2 separate regions of the Homo sapiens genome follow, and region 2 is linked to region 1. A link is a contact called in ENCODE Hi-C or POLR2A ChIA-PET data. All regions are on one chromosome and are shown on one strand. The core of a region is the stretch at or near the end of the contact, and the rest is flanking DNA. Distances in the headings are between cores, read along the strand shown. Region 1 overlaps MACC1 (MET transcriptional regulator MACC1). Region 2 overlaps ITGB8 (integrin subunit beta 8).

Region 1 (4,077 bases), core at 1,197-3,696:
AGGTCACCCCACCAGAACTCAAATTCCCTGATTTCTAGAAGTTTATTTTTGTCCAAATAGAAAGGTCCATCCCAATGTTGGCTGAAAATTAAAATTCTGGTCTTTGAAAAGAGTTGGGCTATTTGGAATTTCTGACAAAAACTAAAGAGAATCTAAGATTTTCCTAAAGTCAACAAGTCAGTTAATATTTTCTCTCAGGCCCAGCACTGCCATTTTCCCTCCTCCCAGGCCTATGTGCAGCAAAGGCCAGCCCTCCCTTCTTTTCAGATTTCCTTTCAACTGCTGCTGTGTTTGCCTATTCCCTTGGAATCTCTATTGGATACCAATTTCTTGACCCCTCCTGGGTAAAGAATCACATGGCTTTGTGTTTTTTGTATGTTAAATAAACTTAGCCAAGATAACAATTTTGTGGAATCTTAGTGACTATTTGTTTTTCTTTCTCGAGCATTTTTACATGTTGTCCTGGCTTTAGCTTTTAACATTATGGATATCAAGATCTCCTGTCTATTTAGTAAAGCCTGAACATGTTCTCGTACGCCTACTCACAATAAACTTGGACTGAATTTATCTGAGAGTGTGGCTTATTTTGCAAACACCTCCAGACAAAAACTAACTAAAATATACTTGCATGATGAACAAAGATTTCAGACAAACTCTGCATAGATCACGGAAAGTTTAAGAAGCCCTATTTGAGCTTCAAATTTCAAAGTCATGATTTATAAACTCAATTTCAGGTGAAACAGAAAAGTTTCAATCACGTATTTATCATGACTTAGTATCATGGCTTTTAGGAGAAATGTTTCCAAATCTACCATGTATTGTTTTTATTTTTATTTTTATATTATACAGGCTTATATTGTTCACTAGAAAATAGGCTACTTCATTTATAGAAATATTTTATGTAATAAAAACCATTTCAACATGAACAATTTCAATGATCCTAAGAGGAAAATACCACCCTCTGGTGGTGAAACCCTTAAACAGCAAAGGCCTGGGGGCAGAATGCCTCCAGTTACCACAGTGGCTAATCCAGGTGGTAAAGGGAATGACAGGAGGGTCTGATGTCTGGGTATTGGCAAGAAATCTCAAGAAGACCATATCATCTGGAGATCCCTGAGGGCATGTGATATGTGGGTATGGAGGAGAGTAGTGGAAAGAGAAGCAAACCATTACCAAAGAGATATTGATCAAAGCAATGTTTTATCCCCTTTCATGGGAGCTGGGAAAACCAGGCACTAAACTGGTGCCTAAGTAAAGTCCCAGGGGCTTTTCTGAACCAGAATTAGGCATCAGATCCACAGACAGCATGGGAGATCATAGAGGGATAAAGAGCCAAGCATATCATGCTAGTCCAGGATATAAACAATGAACAGAACAGGACTGCCAAAAACTAGAGTTTAATGGATGTTGGTCTCCTAGTGGGCAAGAGAAGATGAAAGGGGATCAATTGGCCAATGTAAACATTTAAGGCTTACCAGACAAGTAAACATTTTGTCCAGGCTCCACCCTTTGATTATTCAATTGTATCTTGATAAGCTCCTGGTCTGCCCCTGGTCCAAGCCTCCATTCTGGAGCTCTCCTTTTAGATCTCAGCCTCGCCTATAATTTCTTCTGTCGCTTTCTAACAAGGCAAGATTTTTACAGGGTTATCAATTTATAAGCCAAAATTACTTGTATATTTTCTAATTAATTCAATCTAAAGAATAAATCCCATGCACCACAAGGAGACTTGATGTAGAACAATTCCTTCAAATCAGAGACAGAATAGGACTAAAAAATAATAATAGTAACTTGAATTGGCAAAACAATGAAGACTCAATGAAAAAGAGAGATCCACCAAGGATGCCTAACAAATCTTTTATCCACAGAAGAGTGGTGCTGAGACTGTGCAGAGAGAAAGGCTTGTCTAAGTTAATGTTACAAAATACTTCTCAAAATGTAAAGGTCTATGTAAATATAATATTTTATGCGAGTGTATTATTCAGCTGCCAGTATGTAAGGAGAATGGCAATAATAGTAATTTGAATTTATGGAGGGCCTATCATCTTAGACACTTGTGCTTTTGAAAGCCAGCTTATTAATCCTCAGGACTATCTCAGGAGAAAAGCAGCCAATGTTATTAGCTCCATTTGCAGATAAGAAATTGAGACAGACACAGATTATGTGGTTCATACAAGGCTTGCACAAGAAATCTGTGAGGAGAAGGAAAAATTATTAGCTACTAAGGTAGAAATGTGATCCACAGATAAAGAGTTGGCAAGGTTTGATCTTCTCCTGTTCATACTCATGGAAAAAGTAAGCATTGTCCTAGCCAAAGCTATCTAAAGCAATATTATGTATATTACATGGAGAAGGGACCTGGTGTGTGTGATAGTACTGGAGGCTTCAGTTCAACCCAGAAGAAAGCAGCGAAGCACTCAGCTTGCCTTGATTGGCAGAATGGATGCCTTGGCAACCACTTGGCCTGAAACCAACCTGCCCTCTCCAACACCACTATCCTCCACCCACACCCTTGTCACATAATCATCAGGAAGGCATGCTCTGAAATAAGGATGAAATGACAGAATAAGGAAGTCTTCAAATGAAACAGGAAGCACACAGAGAGAGCAGAGCACTTACTAACATGAAATTAGAAACCAAAGTGAATGAAGAGGAACTCACAGAGGTGAGTCAAAGAGTACAGAGTCATTCAAAAATGTTGATGAAGAATTCACTTTAAATCTTTACCTTTTTCTTGTTCTTAAAGTTAAGAAAAACTTATTTTTAAAGTAAAAACAGATATCTTAAAAATAAATTTAAACAATAAAATTAAATGTTCTATAAAATGAATCAATCAGAAAGTAGTGAGTTATACATGCTTTTATAAAGGAAAACGACCTTGCAAACCAAGTTTTAAGGCTCAAATGAATTAGCCAAATCCTATACAATTATTAACAAGATAGAGAATAAAGATAAACAAGTGGCTATACCATTATGTGTGTGTGTGTGTGTGTGTACATATGTATGTATATATACATACATATATATGTATTTCCTTTTACAGATGAAGATAAATAAAATTCATAATAAAATATTTATTCACAATAAACACCTAGGAGTGTGTGGGAATAACAGTTTTATTGGGGAAAGGAAATACAGGGGCTAACTGAAAAAACACGAAGAATCTTTTAAAAGATTACTAGATTACTAGATTTAAAAGATTAGTAGATTTAAAAGATTTAAAAGATTACTAGATTACTAGAAATGGACAGTTATAGATAAAGAGATAACAGTTATATCCCTCATTAACAAACACTATTAAGTTATACTTCAAAATACTGATAAATACCAAAGAAAACACACGATGACTTCCAAGGAAAAAAGAGGTTACTGGGAGACCTTTGATATCAGTATTTCCTACCAATTTACTGGTCATAACGACAAATCCTGGAAGAGAAAGTAAATTGTTGTCAAAATTTAACAGGCAAGAGTGCGTAGGTTAATTACAGGAAGTTTTTAGTTTAGGAAACTGCCAAACTCATCACAAGACATGAGAGACAGAGTGATGTAATTACCTAAGAAGGGGGATGAAGTAATGCACTCAACCATCAGCACCTGATTTCTTTTTTTGCTGGAGCCAGAAGAAATCTTTTCACTGATGCACAGTCAGATACCTGAGATATCCCCCACAACCCCAGCTAGAAACATGGGTGCTATCTAATCCTGGAAGTTTCTAAGAGCCATTCAATATTTTCATGCCTATTCTCTGCTTCCAGGCAGGGTGGATATCCAGTAAGAATACCTGAGTACCATACACTGGCCAGCATCCATTCTGACAGGTCAAGTGTCCATGCCATACTCACTGCTGCACATTTTTAATATCATTTTGCATTCAGAAAAGTATCAACCTAAGCCTACCAAGGAAGTGTTCCTCTCCCTATTAAAAACTTCCAAGATGACTAGGTGTTATTTGGTGGGATGGATTTCTATTATTATGTTTTTTAATTTTAAAAAATATTCTAAAGGGAGAGAAGTGGTACTATGTCATCTGAATTGGTGAATCAAATTTAAGTGAATCTCATTGGTGAATGAGAGCTG
Region 2 (4,378 bases), core at 1,048-3,547, 200 kb after region 1:
TCATCTCAGGGTTTTAAACCAGTAGAGCAGAAGCCCTTTACTTTGGTTTATGTGATCTATCTCTAGTGTCAAATATTCAATACCCCACATTTTAATGGCTGAGTTTAGAAAATGGCCTATTCTTTCTCATGTTTGCTAAGAAATTAATCATCAGTGATGGGGTAGATGCTTCAGATAGGCTTGCACTCAAGTCTATTTAATGGTGCAATATAGGGATTAGTAGTTATTATATTCTTTAACCCTCAAGTTCATTCATTGGAAAATAAATGACTTTAAAAAGAGATGTTGCATATATATGAAAGAGATTACATGTGTTTCTTTTACAAATATCGTTAATTTCTCTAAGATGGTTTCTTATCAATTCAGTTATTAACAGATATAATATTGGTAATAAAAATAATTAAGGTATATAAATATATTTCCTTTTTCCTCCTAAATTTAGGTTCTTTTCAATGTAACAGTTACAATGAAAAAATGTGATGTCACAGGAGGAAAAAACTATGCAATAATCAAACCTATTGGTTTTAATGAAACCGCTAAAATTCATATACACAGAAACTGCAGCTGTCAGTGTGAGGACAACAGAGGACCTAAAGGAAAGTGTGTAGATGAAACTTTTCTAGATTCCAAGTGTTTCCAGTGTGATGAGAATAAATGTCATTTTGATGAAGATCAGTTTTCTTCTGAGAGTTGCAAGTCACACAAGGATCAGCCTGTTTGCAGTGGTCGAGGAGTTTGTGTTTGTGGGAAATGTTCATGTCACAAAATTAAGCTTGGAAAAGTGTATGGAAAATACTGTGAAAAGGATGACTTTTCTTGTCCATATCACCATGGAAATCTGTGTGCTGGTGAGTATAAATATATACAGGCAGCTTTTACTTGTCACTATTACACCAGCATAGATGTTAAAGTGTCTTTAAATCACATGTTTATAAATTAGCAAAACTGAATCTGAATTTGTTATTCAAAGTTTCAAAGTCCATGAAATTAGGGCATGGCAACAGATTTATAGTACGTGATTTTGATATTTATATCTTAACCTATTTTATACAGGAAATGCTTCAAAATAAAAACCTAAAATTAATTGTTATTCTCATGCTTTCCTTGATCTTGGAAAGAAATATACCAGAAAAGGAAATGCTGATGATATCTGACACATTTTCCAGAAGAATCAGAGTATTCTTCTAGAAGGATCTGATTCATTCTGGTAAATGGTCACTCCCTCCAACTTGCTCAGAGGATTTTATTTCTGTCAGGATGATGGGGAGTGAGCTATAAGAGTATACTTTTCATTCATATGAAAATCCTTAATGCATTATTATAAATGGTATTCTAAGCTGGCAGTAATTTAAGCCTCTCCAGTTTATTTTGGGCCACCACCAGCAACAAAACTGCCAAAGGACAGCATTCTTCAAGAAAATACTGCCTTACTAAGTAATCTAAAAGATTCGTCCTTGAGGCCACACACAGACCAAATTTTAAACATGAAATAAATTAAAATAAAAATACGAAGATCACTCTTGGGCCATTCAATTTACTGCCACCTACAGGTTAGATTCCAGAAAATCTAATCAACATTAGCAAACTAAAACAAAATACTGTTTTTAAATGAATTAAATAAACTACCTGTCATCTGAGTTCTGTGATAATTTTCCTGTGACAATGTGCTAAATTTACTCATTGAGAAAAACATCTTTTTAGTATTTGCATTTTAGTAAATAAATATTTGTTAAATTATTGACGAATGGAAACGTCATCATAAGCATATGGGACGTAACAAACCTATAAAAAATAAATGCTATAATGTAGTCTCAGCTGAAAATTTGGCCTGTATCACCTAAATGTGCAATGGAAAATTGTCTTTTTATTCTGTAACATACATAGAATATCTTAATATACAAACATTTATTCAACTGTAACTGACATCATGGGTAGGATGGATTATAGATGACTTTAGAATGAAGCAGCAGTTGTCTACTGTATTTTATAGGGAGGAAAAATATTATTTTACAGTGAAGAGAAAGAATTTTCTGAAGTCACGTCCCACAGCTGTCAATCTCTCAAGAGGGTTTCAAATACATTTGAGTATTTGTCCCAGTCTCTGTTTGCAGTGAAATATCGAATGTACTAGCTTTTCTATATGAGTATGATACTACTGACCCACAAGCAGTTGAGAATCTGCTTTGAATTGTTTCTGTGTAAGTGCAGACTGTAACTGACATGTACTTTCTCCACTAGTCTCCTTTGGGAATAAAAACACATGTTCACAGGCCTGCTGGCGGGGAGTCAGCATAAGCCTGCACAGCACAGAGGGCTTGGCCGACATTTGTCTGGCCTGGACCTCATTAGTTTTACACTTAGCAAATTGAGCTGGTCCTACAGTAGAATCTGTGGAACAATTACCCTGTGAGGTGCTCAGCAATAAAAGAAGAGAGAGAGGGAGCTAAGAAAGGAAAGGAAGGGAGAGAGATAGAAGGAAGGAAGGGAGGGAAGGAAGGAGGAAGGAAGGGAGAGGGAGAAAAGAGGAAGGTTGGTTTGTGGCTAGATAAGCTTCAGAATTCCTATATCATCATGTGAAATGTACCCCCTTTTGACGATTTCTAGTGCACATTGGCATATTAAGTTTTGGACACTTTTACTGTCTAAAATCCATTTAACTATGTGTAACTATGTTTTCTTCACCCCACATGCATAATGTTCCCCCACCACACACACCATCTTTCTTTCTTTTTTTCATTTACCATCTAAGAACTGCTCACAGTATAGAGGAGGATCTGCTCTGCTAACTTACTAAATAGTGCACTGAGGATGTGAATGCAATTGTTCAACTTCTCAAGAGACCTGATCTTTAAACATGGCACTAGCAGTACTGAAGCACTAGAAAAGTTTGCCTCACAGTCCTGCAAAGTTATCCTAGGCCTTCAGCAACATCAGAAGACTGAGAGAATAGGTGATGGAAGCCATATCAAATACCTGTATCTTTTCTAATTTCAAGTCAGGCAGTTAACATTACTTTGGCCTTTGCAGTTTCTTGATATGTGTGTTTTTAATGTAAAACGGAATATGCAATGACATTCAAGTAGTCTGGCAGCCACTGAAGCAGGGGTGCCCTTCGTGCTTGTTAGCGGAGTGCATTAGCATGGGGAGATTATCTACAGTAGAACAGCTTTGAAAACAGACCCTCCTAAATCCAGCACTGTTTGTGTCAGACCAATGAAAAAGTGATGCTGTTCCCATTCATTGGACTGTCAGTGCGTTTCCATGGAGATGATACAGGAATCCATGGTTGAAAACTCTTTACAAAGTCAGTGATCCAGATAACATAGGTCCTGCGGTGTCTTCCTCACAGGGCATGGAGAGTGTGAAGCAGGCAGATGCCAATGCTTCAGTGGCTGGGAAGGTGATCGATGCCAGTGCCCTTCAGCAGCAGCCCAGCACTGTGTCAATTCAAAGGGCCAAGTGTGCAGTGGAAGAGGCACGTGTGTGTGTGGAAGGTGTGAGTGCACCGATCCCAGGAGCATCGGCCGCTTCTGTGAACACTGCCCCACCTGTTATACAGCCTGCAAGGAAAACTGGTATGATTTCTTTGACTCCAAACATACACAAAGAATAGCTACTTTTGTCCTTTTTCGTTCTGACTTCCTTAATCTTAAACGTTGCCAGATACATTGTGACCACCATGCTAAAAAAGAATTAAATGAGAAATGCTATGAATTAGAAGACTTGAATTCAAATCTTTGACCCCTGGATAGCTGTGGAAGCATCAGAGTATATCTGGACACTCACTACCTTAGCTTTTTTTGAAATTAGAGGTTGCCTGCTACCCAGCTTACTATTTAGTAAGCGTGTGATCTCGGACAAGTTGTTATAATTTTCTGTGCCTCAGTTTCCTGATATCAAAAGTGAGGATAGTAATAATACCTTGCTGTATATCTGTGAAAGTATCAAATGATTCATATAAAAAAACTCACCTTTGTACTTGATGCATGGCAATCATAGAATAAATGTTAGCTGTTACTGCTATGTTTTATATTTAATATATATATATATTTTTTTTTTGTGACAGAGTCTCGCTCTGTCACCCGGCTGGAGTGCAGTGACATGTCACTGCAAGCTCCGCCTCCCGGGTTCACGCCATTCTCTTGCCTCAGCCTCCCGAGTAGCTGGGACTACAGGTGCCCGCCACCACGCCGGGCTAATTTTTTTTTTTTTTGTATTTTTAGTAGAGACGGGGTTTCACCGTGTTAGCCAGGATGGTCTCAATCTCCTGACCTCGTGATCCACCCACCTCGGCCTCCCAAAGTGCTGGGATTACAGGCGTGAGCCACTGCGCCCGGCCTTATTTTTAATATTTTAATGATAAAGAACAATGGTGTCT

Evidence for each region. Hi-C counts contacts between places; a loop is a spot of excess contacts on that map. ChIA-PET counts read pairs that join two places held with the same protein, here RNA polymerase II (POLR2A). Pooled maps may share reads with other maps.
Region 2: a map of PC-3 shows a loop between it and region 1 (5-fold over the local background). The contact joins two enhancer-like sites. A Hi-C loop is called at or near these places in 2 of 168 maps with a recorded cell type or tissue (PC-3 and esophagus muscularis mucosa) and 3 of 50 pooled maps. POLR2A ChIA-PET finds 5 or more read pairs at or near these places in 1 of 52 experiments (H1).

The regions. Positions count from the first base shown.
Region 1 is chr7:20,197,050-20,201,126 of GRCh38, forward strand. The region is part of intron 1 of MACC1 (MET transcriptional regulator MACC1); the gene reads right to left. Among named protein-coding and RNA genes, the nearest start is that of MACC1, 18 kb to the right of the region's middle. RefSeq lists enhancers at 2,302-2,351, 2,382-2,481. Within about 2 kb of position 2,447, at least 14 of the 41 ENCODE cell types and tissues checked have a DNase peak (open chromatin) inside an H3K27ac peak, as active enhancers do.
Region 2 is chr7:20,401,279-20,405,656 of GRCh38, forward strand. ITGB8 (integrin subunit beta 8) reads left to right here. Exons shown (of 14, transcript NM_002214.3): 10 at 443-848; 11 at 3,350-3,575. Among named protein-coding and RNA genes, the nearest start is that of ITGB8-AS1, 72 kb to the left of the region's middle. Within about 2 kb of position 2,298, at least 3 of the 41 ENCODE cell types and tissues checked have a DNase peak (open chromatin) inside an H3K27ac peak, as active enhancers do.